2 separate regions of the Homo sapiens genome follow, and region 2 is linked to region 1. Evidence: read pairs that join two places in POLR2A ChIA-PET (ENCODE). Cell type or tissue: PC-3. All regions are shown on one strand. Each heading gives the region's core, and the rest is flanking DNA. Links, peaks and the distances in the headings are about the cores only.

The links. ChIA-PET counts read pairs that join two places held together with the same protein. Peaks named below come from ENCODE experiments on the same cell type or tissue, not always from the same donor. Only the 100,000 strongest peaks of a DNase experiment are listed, where the experiment ranks them.
Region 2: POLR2A ChIA-PET joins it to region 1 with 5 read pairs; 3 of 35 experiments call an interaction of 5 or more read pairs at or near these places.

What each region holds. Positions count from the first base shown.
Region 1 is chr12:25,793,314-25,803,423 of GRCh38, forward strand. It overlaps the pseudogene TDGP1. Among named protein-coding and RNA genes, the nearest start is that of MIR4302, 76 kb to the right of the region's middle. In PC-3, for the core only: no CTCF peak of the experiment used is centred there; DNase peaks (open chromatin) are centred at 3,318 and 4,218; H3K27ac peaks cover 1,084 bases.
Region 2 is chr12:25,738,689-25,748,798 of GRCh38, forward strand. No RefSeq gene overlaps it. Among named protein-coding and RNA genes, the nearest start is that of MIR4302, 130 kb to the right of the region's middle. In PC-3, for the core only: no CTCF peak of the experiment used is centred there; no DNase peak of the experiment used is centred there.

The DNA of each region.
Region 1 (10,110 bases), core at 3,227-5,726:
AAGTGCCGAACTGCATTGACAGGGGCCTGGCCGAGTGCAATTTCCAAATTGCTTGGCAGCCAAAAGAGGTGAAAAACTCATTACCAAGCCATCTGTCTTGAGATTCTGTCCTGGTTTCTAGGCCAGAGAAATTTGAATAATTTCAAGAAAACTTAAATAGCACACACAAATTAGTGTTCATTCGCTATCTGCCCCATATCCTAGTTTCTTGTGCATGAACAAATCCCTCAGAAAGTTGTGCAAGGTGGCAGTATTAGCAAGTAGATACCCTAGCTGCAGCCTTCATTTCCATAGAAAACATAATTTAACAGAGGATCGGAAGCCTTTCCATTAAGTATGCTACTTTTGGAACATAAGTAACTTTTGTTACTAGTATTATATTTTATTCCCAATTGTATGTTCCACTTTTAATCCTGAAATAAAATATTCCTGTACAATAAAATTAAAAGGTAATAATTGCAATGAAATTTATCTAATGGTCAATTTGAATCTCTTGCTTGTTGTAGAGAAACTTTGCTAGATTTAAATCTTTCCGCCCCTCTTCCTTTTCTTTCCATTCTCGCTCTCATTTTCTCTCTCTCTCTCTCTCTCCTCCACTCCTTGCTTCTATGTCTTTTTTTTTTTTCTTTGTGAACCCAAAAGCATCTGAGACAGGTCTCAAGCAATTTAGAAAGTTTGTTTTGCGAAGGTTAAGGACACACCCATGACACAGGCTCAGGAGGTCCTGACAGCATGTGGCCAAGGTGGCCAGGGTACAGCTTGCTTTTATACATTTTAGGGAGATATAATACATCAAACAATAGATGTAAGATTTACATTAGTTCAATCCAGAAAGACAGGACAACTTGAAGTGGCGGCTTCCAGGTCATAGGCAGATTCAAAGATTTTCTGATTGGCAATTAATTGGTTAAAAGAGTCATTGTCCATAGAAAGGAATGTCTGGGTTACAATAAAAGGTTGTGGAGATCAAGGTTTTATCACGCAGATGAAGCCTCCAGGTAGCAGACTCAGTGAGAATAGATGGTGAATATTTCCTATCAGACTTAAAGAGTCTACTCTATCAGTAATTCCAAAAGGGAGGAAGGTATAATGAGGCATGTCTGGCTCCCCCGTCCCATCATGGCCTGAACAAGTTTTTCAGGTTAACTTTGGAAAGCCCTTGGCCAAGAGAAAGGGTCTATTCAGTTGGCTGGGCGGGCAGTGTGGGGGCTTAGACTTTTTTGTTGGTTTGTTTGTTTACACCTTGTATAATAAAATAACCTGGAATTTCGAGTCAGACAGAACTAGGTTTGAGTCAGGTCTCTACCTTATTTTACTGGAATAGGCTGAACCTATTCCTGAGTTTTAAATAATAATAATATTGATGATTTAAAATATCACAGGGTTACTATGAGGGTTAGATAAGAAAATATAGACAAAGAACATTGCAGAAAGATGACTCACAGGATGTGTTCCGCAAATGTCATTTATATTCCCTTTTCCTCCAATATAAAATGTCATTTATATTTCCATTTTCCTCCAGCAAGAAGGCTATTGGGTATCAGCATCATGAAACTTGCTGGAAATAGTTCAATTAGTTTCAGTGAGTGGAGGAAGAGAAAACCAGGCGGCAATTGATTCAAAAGTAAATGAAAAATAATGATTTGTAGATATTAAGTGAGGCAGCCACTCTGTCAAGAGGCAGAAGAGGGTGTAAGAGTGGAGCAACCGTGGGAAGGAGAATCAGAGTCAAGAAATATTTCTTGTTGCTAGTGGTTGATTGCTTTTTTAGAATGAGGAGACTTGAGTATGCCCATAACAAGAGAAGGGGACTGATAGAGGGGAGGAATATAAACGTGAGAGAGACCAATGATAGAGAAAAATCCTGAAGGAAATAGAATAACAGCAGCACTGATAAAAAGTAACTGTAGCAATAAAAACAAATTGCCACCTGAGTACAAGCTCCCTTTGGGCAATGCAAGCAGGACCTTTGGAGACCTGGAATCACTACATCTTGGACTTCATTCGGACTTTTTCTATTAGCCAGCAGTGCCAGGGCCTTCAGTGGATCTGTAGTTCAGGGATGAGGGGTACTGCCGGAGTCCCCTGGAAGTACCTGCCTTCCCCTGTTACCTTAAAAGGCAATTACTCATTGTATATCAAGTGATGAAGAGTTATACAGCTTAGATAAAAGCCTGTTTGTGGGAAGTACAGGCTACAGTTTGAATACAAGCTCCATCATTCATTATTTGCATGATCTTAAGAACATTTTTAAAATTTCTCTAACTTTCTTTAACTCTAAAATAAGAATAATAACTCCTACATACGAGAACTGGAGATAATGTATGCCAAGTAACTAATAATGATTAGCACACAGGGACCACTTTTTTTATTGTGGGGTGTCAGAATACTATAATTTGCCTATTTGCCTGTTATTGAATAGTTCTTTGTTTTGTTTTCTTTTCTTTTCATAAACCTTTCAGCACATATAATATAATGTGCTTGCAGAGATTTAAGCTGTTGTCACTATTATTGTTGTTACTCTAGGGTAGTCAAAAGAAGAGATTGTCCCAGAATTCTGAATGTGGCCAGAACCAACAGAACTGTGACGTTCCCCAGAAGAACCCAGGTCTTTGGTGCCACAGACATACGTGATGCAAAAATTATCATGATACCCAGTTTCAACATGAGAAAAGAAGGAATATTTGTATTATAGCTGAGGGCATTCACTCGAAGAATCTTTCCTAAGACTTCAGCATCTATTCATTATTTTCATCAGCTTTAAAATCAGTATGATTCTTCCCCAATTTAATAGTAATTATGACATCTACAAAAGCACACACTACAGAAATACAGAGGTTAAAAGAGTGTCTAATTTTATTTCACTTAAGAACATTATTACTGTTATTATTATTTAGTAAGTATTGTATTTAGCCAGTAATTTCAACTAGACTAATTCTCGTCATGAGTAGATTTTTAACATGAAGAAATTGGAATGTCTGAGGCTTACTTCATGATAGTCCTATTTTTGTGCTGCCTCTCCTCAATCCTGACTTCCTGTTCCAGTAGAAAAGGCAGAATCAAGATGTATTATATAATTACATTGAATAGTGAAGAATATTTGGAAAGATTTAAAGTAATAGGGCAAAGGTAGGGGTAAGAAAAGACCATATGGACCGATCCTTTGGTAAAAGTAGAAAAGCACTTCGCAAAATGCAGTGTGTACATAAGTCAACTAGAGATCTAGTTACAATACATATTCTGATTCAGTAGGCCTATGGTCAGGCCTGCGGTTTTGCATTTCTAACAAGCTTTCATATGAACTGCTGCTAGTTCCCCTCCCTTCCCCTGACACTCTGAATACTGGGGAAGAATCTAAAATCCAGTCATGAGTGGGGAGGAACAATGACATGTGCCCTCCTTTCACCTCAGCATCATAGAAAGTGTCTGAAAAATTCAAGCACTGGCCCCTTGCCATTTGGAGTCTCTCATGTTGTAACACAGCAGCTCGATGACACTTTGATGCTAGTAACTGACTTATACCCATCCACAGGCAGAAGGCATAGGCTGTGGAAACACTTTATCTAGAAACCTGACAGACATTGGTCAGATAGCCAGAGGAGTAGCAGTAACAAGGTGACATCATCTGTGGAGGACACACAACAAAACCAGGACCAGGAGTGTAACTGATAGCCTTTCTCAGAACCAGGCCACTACTATATGTGGGCCCAACAGTGATTCTCAAAGTAGATCTTCTGGAAAAATCATCACAAATCTTTCTCCTGAAAAAAATTTTTTTTTCTGGTGGGCCCATCAACAGAGGGGTTTTCCTCTCCACTTTCTTTAAAATAAAACAAACTCAGACTCACAAATTAATTCTATACTAAGCATTTATTTTAAAAAGAAATAAGAAAAATATGTGAATAAATCAATACATTAGAAAGGCCCTAATTTCTTTTAGAATCATTTACTTCAATAACAATGCAAGAATTATAGTGGAAATACATACTCCAGTTTATCTCCTGTTAAGGGTGTCTTTTTATTATAATATTTCCTTTTCTAAAAGCAGTCACCCTTTTAGGGCAGTGGAGACAGGCCAGCTATACCTACTTGCTTTTCATTGTCAAAGGTGGTACACATCCTATAATGACTTCAGGAAAGATTGGCAAAGGTGTACTGTGCATGATGATGTTTACTCAGCAGTGAGCTATCACACATATTTCAGTGGTTTTTTTTTTTCTCTTTAAGATTCTAATAGAATATCAGAAGCCTCATTTCCTGGTTAGTCAATAAGCATCCTGCTTTAGGCTTGGATGAGCACTAGGCACTCTTTTCCATTGCTGAGTGAGTGATGGCTGTGCTATGGCAGCTGACACCTTCACTAAGTCATTATCCTTGGAAACAAGGCAATCTATAAATTCAGAGGGCCGATTTTGCTGGCTGGGTGTTTATATCTATATTTGCTACCTTGGGAGCACACTAACGTTATTTCAGGGCAACTTGTATAAGTAGAGGTATATCCTAAATTTTACAATGGAATAGCAGCTTCTTTTGGTTGTTTCCTGGTGTGTTTTTGGTGTGTGTGTGTGTTCTTCTTTTTCAGTTATTTCAGTTTTGCCTTCTGGGTGTCTTAATATAAAATAACCCCTGAAAGGTCTTTCAGATTTATCTTCTTAAACTCTACTCATTCTCTGGGCTAAAGAGTTGTTGCAATTGCTTCAGAAATGGAAGCAATGATTTATATTTCACAAGTATTTTCAAAGGTGCTGCAACACAGCGGGACCCACGTCCACTTGTCTTCATTCCCTTGATAAGTAGGAGAGCATCCTGGAGGAGAGGCGGGCACAGGCTGTCACTGGGAAGCCGGAGTTCTTGTTCCCTGTGAGAGTCATTCATCCCTGCACTAACATCACACCTTGCTTAAACTACCCAGTCAAAAATAGATCTCCACTTGAGCTGGAAAAGCAGTGAGATGAAGAAGTACAGAACTACCAGTCTAAATACTTCAGTCCTTTCTGTAAAAATGACTCCCTGCTGGTAAGTAACCTTGGTCAGGTCAGTTCACTTAAGGCTGCAAAGAACTAATTCTCTTTTGCTACCAACCCAGTGAACAAACACTTTTTAAAATAATGAAAAACGTAGACAAAGAAAATGCAGCAAATTAACTTGAAGCTGATAGGATATGAGGTTAAAACACCACTGACAACATTTGGATAGGAAACAAGTACTTAACAACGGCACACTTGCTTTTTTTTTTTAATAAGTGGCAAATCTTGAAAAAATAACCAATTTTAATTAATAATAGTTTTACTATATCAGTGAGCTCTTTATAGGATGTAGCTATTAAAATCAACAGTTTGACAGTTTCCTTTTCTTCATTACTCTCCAATTGTTTTATAGGGATTGCTTTCTTCCCAACTAGATTTTAAACTCTTCAAGGGCAGCAATAATATCTTTTTCATTCAGGATTTTGGATCAGACCTTTGTGCTACCCATGTGCTCAACATTGGCAGAGAGGTGGGAAAAAATTCCAGTCTGGCCCCTAAAGAAGTGCTCCATGTGTAATAAGAGAACAAAGTGTGCTCTTGAGCTACCGACTTTCTAGTTACTCCATTCTGACAGTGGATCACAGCTGGATCAAGCTAGAAGTACAATGGGGAATGGCAGGGCAGATGGAGCAGGTGACGACATTTTGTACTCTTGTCCCACCTTATGGGTATTGGCCCTGGTGCTGTGGCAACAACTCATTATCTTGCTGCTCTTAAATCTGAGATCTCATTGGGGTAATTTTTACCTTTCCTTGAGTTTAAATTTCTACCCTTTTGTTTAACAAAATTGAAGTATCTATATGCAGTGATTCTTGGTATAGCCATTTATTTTACAGTGGTAATCCCATAATAATTATCATTTATTGAGCATGTATTAAATGATGGGTACTGTAAGTTGATTATCTAATTAAATCTACTCAAATCCCCTCTGCGGTAACTATTAGTCCCAATATAGAGATAAGGAAGTGGAAGCATAGAGATCTTATGCCTGGAAAATGAAGGAGGAGGTATTTGAAACCAGGTCTGTGTACAACGCCTGCACTCTCCTAATACAAAAGTGTTGAATGTCTGCAACTTATTCTCATCTTGGAAAATACGCATTTATATGTTTGCCAGGTTCTATGGCTACTGAATAAGCTATGTGCAGCAGGCTAGGAAAATGGATGGAGTAATCATTTGTTCCAGGCATGGTTAAAATACTACCATACACGGCCGGGCGCGGTGGCTCACGCCTGTAATCCCAGCACTTTGGGAGGCCGAGGCGGGCGGATCACGAGGTCAGGAGATCGAGACCATCCCGGCTAAAATGGTGAAACCCCGTCTCTACTAAAAATACAAAAAATTAGCCGGGCGAGGTGGCGGGCGCCTGTAGTCCCAGCTACTCGGGAGGCTGAGGCAGGAGAATGGCGTGAACCCCAGGGGGCGGAGCCTGCAGTGAGCCGAGATCGCGCCACTGCACTCCAGCCTGGGCGACAGCGAGACTCCGTCTCAAAAAAAAAAAAAAAAAAATACTACCATACACATTGCTTAATGATGACTGAGATGCAGTTGAGTTTTGAGACGTAGTTGCTGCCTTCAACCAACAGAAATACAAACTGAACCTTCTAGGCTGATAGACCTTGTGCGATTTATGAGACGAGAGACAGACTGACCAGACTGCCAAAACTATATCTTTTGTTCTTTCCCTCATGATTTCATCCATAATAGAAATGTAAAAAATTGTCGATGCAGACACCAAAAAGAGTGAAAAGAAAAGTCAAAAACTGGGAGAAAAGACTTGCAATCCACATCACTTACAGAAAGAACTCCCGCAAATTAATTAGAAAAAGACAAAGAACTCAATAGAAAAATGAACAAAAAGCTTGAATAGGCTCTTCACAGAAGGGAAGACACAAATGGCCAATGAAAAGCAAAAGATACACAGCCTCATTAGAAATCAGGAAGTTGAAAAGTTGAAAATTAAAACCACAGTGAGCTATCATGTTACATAAACCAGATAGGCAAAACATTATAACTCTAGTGAGAACATGGAGTGTCCCAGCACTTTTACAAGGCTGGTGAATATGTAAGTGGGTAAATTTGGAAAGTAATTTAGCAATTTAGCATTATCTAGAAAGCAATTTGGCATTTTCTAGAAAAGTTGTTTTGCTCTTAGGTATATGCCATAGTGACAATTTTTCCATATGTACAGGAAGACAAATGGTTCAAAGCAATACTATGTGTAATAACCAAAAAAAAAAAAAAAAGGATAAAATGAGAAGCAACCTCAATCAACAGATCGACAGCAAATGGATAAATAGATTGTGGTATATCCAAGTGATAAAGCAGTGAAAACATATAAAGTATAGCTACATGTAACAATATAAATGAATCTGGAACTAAAGATTGAATGAAAAAGCTGTTGCAGAAGGACACATAGAAGAAGATTCCATTTATAAAGCTCTTTAATGTGCAAGACTTTTGCTTTCTTTGATAGCAAGGGAACGATAGCACAAAATTCAGGTCAGGACAGGATGGGCTGTGAAGGGACCAGGAGATCCCAGGAGGGCTCTCATAAAATGTCAAAACTAAACATAGTGCTCTTTTTATTAAACTTTTGCTCAGGTGATCATTGCATAATTATTCTTTCTTTGTGTTTTTTTATTGTGGTAAAATATACATAACATAAAATTTACCATCTTAACTATTTTTAAGTGTATAGTTTAGTGGCACTGATTACATTCACACTATTGTGCCACCATCATAGTAATACTTGAATAAAAAAATTTATAGCAATGTTTGGTGATAATATCATCTTCCTATCTTTGGTAAATTTTAGCCAGCTCACAATCATAAGAAAAGTCTCTGATTTTGGTAAATTTGTACAGTGAGAAACTTGGTTTTTGTCAATGAGAAAAGCATATTGAGTTTGGTTTGGGGGGAATTAGTATAATATTTGAAAGAAGGTTATGTTGTTCAATCCCCTGAAGTCATTAAAAAGCAGCAACATATTTTCAATGGCATCTGAAAGTTCAGTGCTACTTGGAGTTTAAGGAGTTTTATCTACAACTTGTTGGATCAATTATAAAATTTATTTTATGTCAGATAGTGTTTTATTACATTAATTCAGTTTCATCTCTCTTAATTATTTTACAGCCCAAAAGTTAAAAAAAGAAGTATGACACATTTACATCTGGACATTTTCCAAATGTTACATAATTAGAAATGGAAAGTAATTGTTTTATAATGATTTTCATAATACCAACTCTTCATGTGTTCTGTGAAGAACGAGGATAAAACAGCAGGTATGAAACCCACAATGGAGTTATCTCAAATTTGTCATCAACTCGCCCATTTGAACATTATTGATCTCACCTTTTTTGTTAATGCTGGGATTTCAGACCCAAGTTCAGCAGTTTCTTGTTGCAGTTGTTTCTTTGTTCTCTGTGCCTGTTGCAGCATGACTTGATCATTATTGAAGTGCATTTGTAACTCCAGAAACTGAGGGCCGAAAAAAAGAGAGGAGAGGCTGTGTTAGGCAAGAATTCTGTTTTATAATAAAAGAAGCCATTGAATGCCTAAAGCTGATTATGTAACAAACTCCATTAGGGCCTGCAAATTTCCACCAGAGAATGAAGCATGATGGGAATTTTCAAGTCAGTTCTAATTTCTTTTCTGCCTTCAGGAGTTCTTTGATAAAAGCAATATAGTAACTCATAAAAAAAATCTGGCAAGACTCCAAAAAAGTGATTTAATCTGCTATATTTTATGACATTTTATAGCCAAGTCATTTTTAACAAGTTCATTCACTTGATAATTATAACAGATTATCTGATATGGTTATCTTTTATACAATAGATTTTTCTCATGAAATAATATTTGTTAATATTTTTAAAATCTCAATTTCTTTGTAGCACAGTTCATAAATATTTACAATGTGTGATATTGTGTTACACATTTGTTATAGGAGCCTTAGCCAACAATGCACCATGAATAATAACAGCAATAGCCTTTGCTGGTTCTGCTTCCTTAGGAGCTTAATTAAAAGTAAGTGCATGACATAAAGAATGCAGCCTATAGATGATTTGTGACTAACAACATGGCAAAGTACTTTAAGATGGTAAATAATTGTTTCACCATCACAATACCTGAGCATTCTCTAAATACTGAGAGGCAGAAGAAGCTAGTGCAGTTCCTTTGACAATGCATCCAGATTTTGGTTTTCTCAGTTATAACTTGAAATAACACCACCATCAACTCACCTTATTACAGAATGAAATGAAACTCTAAGTGTAGTATCTAAACCTAATGATAATTTGTTGGGGCCATTCGCTTAAGCTTTTTCTGGAAACCCATATCTAAGGGAATACATACAGACAGACCCTATTTGATAATGCTGCACATAGTGCTAACTCAAATGTCTGTAAGTCTCTGAAATATTTCTCTTTACAAACTAACATATATATGTATATATGTGTGTTTGCGTATCTATATAATGCATCCATACACACATAGATATGCATTACATTATATACATACATATACATATATATTGCTACATATACATGTATATACATATACGGTTACATATATTACATTATACATACACATATATATATGGCTTCCCCCACACCCCGCACCATGCTCTACGTGGTATCTTCCACACACTCTACCTTACGTTTATTCCCAGCTAAAGAGTATTAGTGCATCATATTGCAAAGGCACTCTGCCAAAAAGGACTCTACCACATTTTCCTGAGTTGTGTGAGTTCTAAAACACACATTGTTTACTTGGCTGTGGCTGTTCTTCCTATTTATTTTGTATTATGGTGAGCAGTTTTGACCCATCATGTAGGATAAAAAGTCAACAGGTGAGGTCTCTGGGGTTGTCTTACCGCAGTGAGTACCACGCGGTACTACAGAGACCGGCTGCCCGTGTGCCTGGCAGGTGGAGCTGCCCGCATCAGCGGCCTCGGGGAATGGAAGCGGAGAACGCGGGCAGCTACTCCCTTCAGCAAGCTCAAGCTTTTTATACGTTTCCATTTCAACAACTGATGGCTGAAGCTCCTAATATGGCAGTTGTGAATGAACAGCAAATGCCAGAA
Region 2 (10,110 bases), core at 5,014-7,513, 53 kb before region 1:
GCTTCCATTTTCCTCATCCCCAATGGAGGAAAAAAGGCATATCCCTCAGCCAAAAAGGGGGTCAAAGGGGAAAACTCCTCAACACTCCAGTTGGGGTATGCACAGAGAGAGAAGAGGAATTGCTAGGATTGCTGAAGGTTCTCAGGGACAATGCTCTCTCTCTGCCTGATGGAAGGAGGGCCCACAGTCCACCAGTGGGGCTGCAGGTCACCACAGCAGTGTGGCCTGGAGAGGAGGCTGCACTGGAGAGATGGCTAAGCCCCTCTAACAAGAAGACAAGACTCAGGGCCAGTGCTGAGTAACCCATCAATTATTTTTAAATACAGCTAAAAGCCAGTCAGACTAAATCCAAACTTCTGTATTATAATCAAATTGCTTCAAGCTTAGCATTTGAGGCTTATGAACTTTAATTAAATTAGCAGGTGCTTCTCCCTTCCTATAAAAATTCAAAAAGTTTTATTACCAAATTATATTGTTAGTATTTACTTAGGGTGGGGATGCTCCAGGTCACTTAAGTAGGGCAATTATATAATTTATCATCTGTTGGGACACTTTTGAGAGTGAAAGGGGTGCTATTAATAATAATCTTAGAAAAACAGTATAAGCCAGGACTGTCCTGGATGATCTAGGACCTATTAAGAAATTATCTACCCATGATTAAAAGAAGGACTTCAGATTTTACTTAAATGAGGTTGGAAGTTGTTGGCAGGTTTACTCAGGGGAGTTACCTGATCTGATTTATGTTTTCAAAGGAATGTAAATTGGTACAGCCATTATAGAAAATGGTACAGCGTTTCTTCAAAAAATTAAAAATAAACCTCGATACAATCCAGCAATCCCACTTCTGGGTGTTATACAAAGGAAATGAAATCAGTATCTTGAAGAGGTATCTTGAAGAGATATCTGCATCCTCATGTTTATTACAGTGTTATTCACAGTAGCCACAATACGGAAACAATCTGCATGTCCTTCAACAAATGAATGGATAAAGAAAATGTAGTGTATATATATATATAATAAAATATTATTCTGCCATTAAAAAGAAGGAAATTCTGCCATGTTTGTGACAACATGGATGAACCTGGAGAACATTAGGCTAAGTGAAATAAGCCAGACACAGAAAGACAAATACTATATAATCTCAGTTATATGTAGAATTTAAAAAATCACATTTATAGAAGCAAAGAATAGAATGATGGTTGCCAAGGACTGGGGGGTGGAAGGATAACGCGAAATGTTGGTCAAAGGGTACAGACTTTCAGTTATAAGATGAATAACTTCTGAGGATCTAATGTGGTGCCTATACTCAATAATACCATAGAGTTTGAAATGTACTAAGGGACTAGATATTAAGTGTCCTCACCACACACTCGCACACACACATGCGCAAACAATGGTGACTATGTATGGTGATGAATGTGCTAATTAATTTGATTGTGGTAATCATTTCACAATGTATATATATAGACGTATATTAAGTCATCATGTTGTATGCCCATTTTTTTGGAGCCTTTTTCGCCTAGGCTGGAGTGCACTGGTGCAATAGCTCACTGCAACCTCCGCCTCTGGGGTTCAAGCGATTCTACTGCCTCACCCTTATAAGTAGCTGGGGTTACAGGTGTGTACCACCATGACTGGCTAATTTTTGTATTTTTAATAGAGATGGGGTTTCACCATGTTGGCCAGGCTGGTCTTGAACGCCTGACCTCAGGTGATCCTCCTGCCTCAGCCTCCCAAAATACCGGGATTACAGGCATGAGCCACTGCACCTGGCCTAGATACATTTTGTTTGTTTGTTTGTTTGTTTTTTGTTTTGTCAATCATATCTCAATAAAACTAGAAAACGAAAAGATCACCCTTGCTTCTGGGTGGAGACTGGATTGTAGGGGGCACAGGAAGAAGCAAGGAACATTTTAAAAGGTTTTTGCAGTAGTCTAAGCAAGAGATGAAAGACGCTTGAAATAGGGAAAAGGAGGGACAATGAAGAGGATTAAATATAATAAATACATTGGCAGTAGAGCTGGCAGGACTTACTGATGGACTGGATTTTGCCAATGAGGGAGGGTGGCATCCAATCACTTGAGCTATTGAGTAGGTGAGGTTACTATTTACTGAGCTGATTTTATGTGTCAGCAAAAATATATACCATGTTTTTAGCTTGATCAGATGCCAGTAAATAACAATAACAACAGTAAAAAGCAACCTCTTTTGATTGCTTAGGTGTCAGATACTATTCTAGTACTTTACAGGTGTTAATGTAGCCCCATAACAGCCCTGTGAGGTAGGTGTTATCATTATCAACATTTTACACATGAGTAAGCTATAGAATGAAGAGATTAAGTAGCCCAAAGTCACCCAGCCAGAGAACAGCAGAGCCAGGGTTGGGTTTTACTGGTACAAGAGTTTTGATTCCAGAGTCTGCCGTTTAACCCGATGCCACACTGCCTGTCTGTTAGTTTGACTCCACGACCCAGTCTAGATCCTCAGTTCTAACCATTTGCCTCCATAGATTCATGCTGTTGGAAACAGGCATCTCAGATGATAGAGTGTGGGTTGGCTCAGTCTAGAATACTGACGGAGATCAGAGCACACACACCACTTCCCCAAGGATGTTCAGGAAGAGACACACTGAGATCAGAGCATCACACATTCATCCTAAATAGGGTTGAAATCCCATGGAGTGGCCGGGCGCGGTACGTCACGCCTGTAATCCCAGCACTTTGGGAGGCCGAAGCGGGCGGATCACGAGGTCAGGAGACTGAGATCATCCTGGCTAACACAGTGAAACCCCATCTCTACTAAAAATACAAAAAATTAGCCGGGCATGGTGGTGGGTGCCTGTAGTCCCAGCTACTAGGGAGGCTGAGACAGGAGAATGGCGTGAACCCGGGAGGCAGAGCTTGCAGTGAGCCGAGATCGCGCCACTGCACTCCAGCCTGGGGGACAGAGTGAGACTCTGTCTCAAAAAAAAAAAAAAAAAAAAAAAAAAAGATTCCATGGAGTAAATGAACACTAATCCTGTGTCTGCTACATTTTATGAACTAGGAAAAGTTCATAAAACTCTTCCTCTGCTGCATTTTCCGCATTTTACTCATTTGAAGTAATGTGAAGTACCATGAATTATTTCTCGGGGAGGAACCCCTGTACCATGGTTAAAAGTGCTGTTCGAGAGTCAGATTCCTGGGATCAGATTTTAGCTTACCACCATTAGCTGGGTGACTTTTGTATATTATTTAAACTCTTTATGACTTAGTTTTCCTGTTAGTAATGTGAAAATAATAACACTATGCCAGAGACTGGCTCATTTTTCACTAAATCCAATTCCCTTTCCTTCTGACCACAAAGATAGACTGGATTTCCCAGCTTATCTTGCAATTCAGCCTGGCTAGAGGACTCTGGCCATTAGAATAAAGGCAGAAGTAGTGGATGCTGCCTTCAGATCTGGCCCATACAGATCCTCCAAGTGACACTCCACACTCTCTCTTCCCTGTCTGCTGGCTGCCTACTGAGGATCTAGCAGAGGACTCCAAGGCCCCAGGGGAAAGCAGAGCCACAGACTGGAAAGAATCTGAATCTCTGAATGACTGCGTGGTCCCACCAAGTAGGATCATCCACCTTGTGCTGCATAAACCAATAGTAAATGTTCATTTGCTAAATCAGTAGGAGTTAGGGGTCTGTTTATTAGAGCAGCATGAATTCCTTATCCCAACTAGTATAATAAATACGTACCTGGCAGGGATACTTGGCATTAATGTATCTGTAAAGTGTCTGTGTAAATGTGCTCTCAGAACATAGGGAAAAAAGAGTATCTCTATGATTCTTTATTTCCAAATTCTTTGTTATAACTAGAGAAGAGTGTAAGACTTCTTCAAGAAGACATGAAATCATGGTTCCCCATATGAGGCATCTTACTGTGATTAACAACACAGCTTATTTGTATACAAAAATGGGTATAAACAAGTTACGTAAAATAAGCAGAACACAAGAGGTGGACAAATGTGACCTAAGAGAGTTCAAAAGACTGTTGTCTTAGTCCATTTGTGCTGCTATAACAAAATATCTGAGACTAGGTAATTTGTAAACAACAGAAGTTTATTTCTCACCATTGAAGGGGCTGGGAAGTCCAAGATCAAGGAGCTGGCATGTTCAATGTCTGGAGAGGTCCTGGTCTCTGCTTCACATATAACATCTTGAGCGTTGCATCCTTGAGAGGAGATGGACACTGTGCCCTCACATGGAAGAGGGCCAGTAAGGCAAAGGACCTAGCTAGTCACCTCCACCCCTTCTATGAGATTGCTAATCCTGGTTGTGAGGGATCTACCTCCATGATTTAATCACCCCCTAACGGCCCCACTTCTTAATACTATCATGTTAGCCATTGTGATAAATTGCACCATAAAAATTTGCAGCCACACATTCAGCTGTGCTCTGAAGGTTTCTCTGATCCTTCCCAGAATCCCTATGACCTTAGTCTGCAGTCAGGCCTATAAGATCTGTGTAGCTGGGTCTTCCCAACTTGATTGCACAGCCTCACTGGAGATTAAAATTAATAGCTTTATTACAACCCGTATCTCATCTTCAGGCTCATCTTCAGGCTTGTCATGCTGTAGCACCCCGTGCCTCCTACAGCAAGTGGGCAGGAAAGGAGACTTTAAAAGTTAGAAAATTAGTTAATTAGTTAAATCATGTAGAATCAGGAATGCCTGTTTAGAAAAGGAAATCATTCTTGAGAAATGCTTAGCTTTTCTTTTGAAAATCTTTTATTATTGCTGTAAAATCAAAGTCCCAGAAAACTTCAGAGATTCAGGAAAACATTCAGCAAGCGATCAGGTTCTTACCCACTAGAAATATTTTAAACAAAAAGAAGTCTTAAGCCATTTGGTGTCTCACTTCTGTATTTACTTGTTTCTACACATCCTGCCAAATTTTTTCTAGACTTATGTTGACAAATAAATCTCTTGAAACTTGATTTTAATTTTTTCCAGTTCACCTTCAGACTCTTAAGATGCTGTACTCTGTGATCATCACTCACCATCTTATATCTCCAACAATATCACAAATCTTATTTTATGATGTAGCACTGTCAGCAGATACACCGCTCAGGTAACACAGAGAATATCTGTGTTATGAGTATCTAAAATGGCCTTGTAGATAAATAAGTCTATCGGTTCAAAGATACTCAGGTACTCACAGAAACCTATCATTATTGGCAATTTTCCAGTGTTTCAAAATGTGTCTGAAGCAGAAAGCACCAGCAGAAAATGCCCATTATAAAAGCTTATAACTGTCATACTGATGTAATCCCCAGGAAGTCCTGATCATGTGGCTCAGTCCCGGAGAGCTGCTAACATTCAGAGAAGTACCATCCAGACAGGACATCCAATATTTATGTACATATTTCAACATTCTTAACGAGGATGCAACAAAACATTAAAATTCTCTCTTCTCAATTTTATAACATCCCAAGCCCAGGAAGTGTCTCACTTTTCTATCCCAGAATTGCTTATGCTTTCACATCATTGCATCGTCCAAATTTCTCTCTTCATGAGGTTCATTATTTGTTCCCAGAGCCCCCCAGCAAAGTATGTACCTTGCCTACAGACCTCGGGATGTTATAGTTTTTTTTTTTTTCCGTGCTTTTTGATTTTCTGTCAAAAATCCATCTGCCTTGCTTTTTGTTTTTTATCTTTGCCTCGTTCCACCAATTTTGCATAATAAAAGCTCAAAGAATTGCCTGGAAATGGTGGAGCCTTCCTCTGTGTGCAGGACAGGGTAGAGAATGAGCTGGCCAAGCCAGAGCTTTCCTCATATGTTACTCAGTTTTGTTTCATCACACCTATTAAGTATAACGTCAGCCAAAAAGTATCCTAAACGTGTACATGTTTACTGTACAGGCTCATATCCCAAGAACATTCCAATTCAACAGCAATTCTTTGTGGAAAATGAAGACAGCCATTTGCTTCTGGTAAAAGATTCAAGAAAGTTCAACATGACAGCACCATCTCTCAAAGGCTTCACACAGCTGAGCTTTAAGTAACATAAAAAGTCCCCTTCTGTTGCCTAGTAAAAGAAGAACAGCTTATTCTCCTAGCGGGACTAAAGTAAAAGATGTATCTGATCTGTCATATTTAGCAGCATTCTCATAATGCACAAAAGCTTCTAAGGCACTGATTAAAAAGAGAACATATCATGTGGCTGGTAGAGAAGATCTGTGACTAAAACAAAAGTATTCTCACCCTTGACTAAACATTGACTGATTGACTGTCAACAATCTGTCTTCTGCATGTGCCTGGAAAACAGCACTACCAAATACACACACACACACACACACACACACACACACACACATACACACACACACACACACAAATGGTCTAGTCACGATAAATCTGCTTCACGGAACAATTATGCAGGAATAATTTTTCTTTGGCTGTTAAACTAAATGCTTTGCAAATGAACATCCAGATTAAATGTGCTTTCTCCCATCAAGCAAGTTCACAGGCCACTTGTGCTAGTTTTCAACAGAAAAAAGAGAGATTATTTTCTTAGCACATTATGATCATTATATTGCCCATTATTTCCACAAATAGGTTTCATTAATCCAAATTAACTGTCTGGGATCTCTACCCTATGCTTCAATTGAGTGAAAGGCACAGGCCTAGCTTTTTGTGTGTCTGTGAAATATTCTTGCTGTAGACAAGGAATCTCTCTGTACCTTGATCTTCAAAAACTGGAATGAGTTCATCCTAACAAAGTCATCATTTACAACAACGCAGATTCTCTTTCTTGGGTTTTTAGTCTCAGTTAAGTGAGATCCAAGTGTTCAGTGACCTTGGGTTAAAGACTTCTTTCTTCTTTGTGACAACATAAATAAAATATTTCTTTGAACAATAGAAGACTTTATTTTGTTTTACTTCCTGTTAGAAATTCCTATCTAAAATATGTTAATGTTTTCGCTATTCAGGAAGCTGTCATTATAATGTTTAATTATAATTATTTCAGTTTAAACCTTTTTTATATGTTGATGAAGTGTTTTCCTTGTGAAATAAATTAGAAACAGAAAAGATCATGATAAACCAATTTCATGAATATTGCTCTAATTTTCTTATTTTCCAATGGCTTAAGACAGTATTTCAAATATCATTCATTCTTATTAATATGAACTATCCCTATACAAAGCAGGAAAATTATTTGTTACAGGTAGAAGAGAAATATGTAATTACATATTATACTTAATATCAGTAATTTCTTGATTGAGGGGTTTGCAACTCTATAACCTTCTATACCATTTAAAATTTCTTATTACTTTTTTTCTGGGGCTCTTAAATCACACCATCTGATTTATTTTTACTACTTAGAAAGGAGGTCTTTAATGCATTTATTTGTTATATATTGCCCCAGCGTGTTCAAATTGCACCTACAGATGCTTAATAAAATTATCTGAAGATAAATCACAAACCATATCTGCTGCTCACATTGTAATGAGATGTATATAGGAATAAAGACAGACTATTCCTCCAAGACCTATATTTGGAATTCAGAGAGGCTCCCATTAGAATAGTGGAGACAGTCTGGAACCTCACATTCAAAGAAGAGGGAGGTCTGGAAGCAATCCCAAAGGAAAATGATAAACATTTTCAATTATTGGGAAGAGGATCAGATGGGGAAAGCAACTGTTCTTGTTTAGCTTAGAAAAGAAAGGACTTGCTCACACATGGTTCCCAAGCATGTGAAATGAAGTGTAGTTTTAAGGAGAAAGATGATTAGCTGGGCTTTTTTCCTTCTTCTCTCTCTCTCTCCTTTCTCTCTTTCTCTCTGTATTAAGAATAGATACAAGGAAATATTAATAGAAAATAACTATATATAAATTGTCTTAAAGAGATACACTCAAGTTAGATGTGTCACAAAGAAAGGTAGGCAGTAATGCCAGCCCCACAGAAAATTGTCCAGTGAAAGGTTTATTTCTATTCTTTGGCTTTTTGTGCTTCATTACCAGTTCAATAACCATATTTTCCCATTCTGCGAGGCACTGGAGACACTTGTTATTTTTTTCCCTTCCCTACCAAATCTACCTCAATAAAATATCTGATAAAGTAATCCACATTATGATATGTGACATAGATTGTTAACACTTCAAACACAATAAATATTCAACACAATAAATATTTCTGGAGTTCCCACTGAGTATCAGGCTTTGTTTGTCACTGCTACCCAAAATCTTTGGAAACAAATGAGCAATTCTGGGGGGCAAACATACTTACATTTGAAAAAGAGGGTAAAAATTATTGAGTCAAAGGATATATCCTTGGTTATTACGTGACATTCATATATAATGGTCATAAAACTACCGACTATTAAACATTTGTTTCTCCACATACAAAGGAGTATTCTTAGCTTCATAGATGAAATGATTAAATGAAATGATGCATGCTACATGTTGATTTTGCTATTGTTACCATTACTTCTTCTTTACACCACTTTCTAGGTTCAGAGAAACTTGGAAAGAATCTGGGAATCTTTTCTGCCCCCAAAGTCAGAACCTGGGAAGGGAAAGAGAACAATATAAGCATAGGTAAGTTTTCCTAACAGAGAGAGCAGCGGTACAAAAAATAAATAAAACAATAACATTAATAGGAACTACCATTTTAAGCACTTGCAATGCACTAGACATTATGCTAATGACTTAACGTTTTCTTCTTTAACCTTCACAAAATTTTGGGAATGTTATTATCATTCCCCTTTTTACAAATGACATAACTGAGGCTCAAAGAGATTAATTCATTCCCCAGGGTTACATAGCTAGTAACTAATGGGACTGGCATTGAACCCAGACGATCTGGCTGCCTAGCCTACACTTAAATATATAGTTTCCTTTTCCTGGACCTAATACTCAGTAAGCACATAACAATCTCTGTTTCTACTCATCTCTGATGTGATTTAATTAGTTGGGTTAAAATATATGAACTCACTGGGCACTGGGCTTTGAATACTATGGACAAGTTTAATTAAAATAATTTATGTTGATTGTATTCACATTATCTCTTTGAGTATTAGGCCCTATTTTATTAATTACTTTTGTAACAATCTGAAACTTAGAGAAAAATTGCAAAAACAATACAAAACCTTTTTTCATGAACCAATTTGAGAATTAGAGAGAATGTCTGATCACTCTCAAATGTTATATTGTATATTTATCTAAGTAAGGATATTCTCCTATATACAACCACAACAAACCATCAAACTCAGGAAATTCACAGTGATACATTACTAGCACTAATCCTCAGACCCCACTGGAGTTTTTGCAAATTGTCCCAACAATGTCTTTTATAGAAGAAAGATCCAGTCCAGAATCACATGTTGCCTTTAGTTATCATTTTATCTTGAACCTTTCCTCAGTATTTACTGGACTTTCTTAATTTTGACAATTTTGCAGATTACAAATGGCCGGTTACTGTAGAATGCCCCTCAATCTAGGTATATCCAATGTTTCCTCATAATTAGATTCAGATTATTTGGCAGGAATGTCACAATTCTTATTTGTCTCATCACTGATAGTGTCAAATATCTTGAGTAAAGTGTCTGTCAGGTTTCACCACTGTAGAACTATTTTTTTCCCCCTTTGAAATTAGTAAGCATTTTGTGGGAAGATACTTTGACACTATGTAAATATCCCATCCTTCATCAAACTATCAACTTCATTTATTTATTTATATCAGTATGGACTCATGGATTTATATGTTATTCATTAGCTTTAATCCATTACTATAATTATTTCCTTTAAAGCTTAAATTGTCACAGATTTGGCCAGCAGGAGCCTCTTCAATCTGATCTCTGTGTCCTTTTGACATGTCTCCATCATTCTTTGAACAAGTCCTTGTTTCTGGCACAAAAGTGTGTTCCAGAATCATGTAATACTTTTCCTGCCTTAAACTGGGGATTGGATATTTTTCCAAGGTGCCCTCTGTGCTAGGTGTGCTCTTTGTGAATACATATCTCTCTGTCTCTATATATTGAAAACAATGAGTCCAAACAGGCAATTCTAATTCCACTTCAATACCATAGATTTCTCTTATTTAACAGTAAGGAAGCTGGCTCTCATTATCTTTAGTA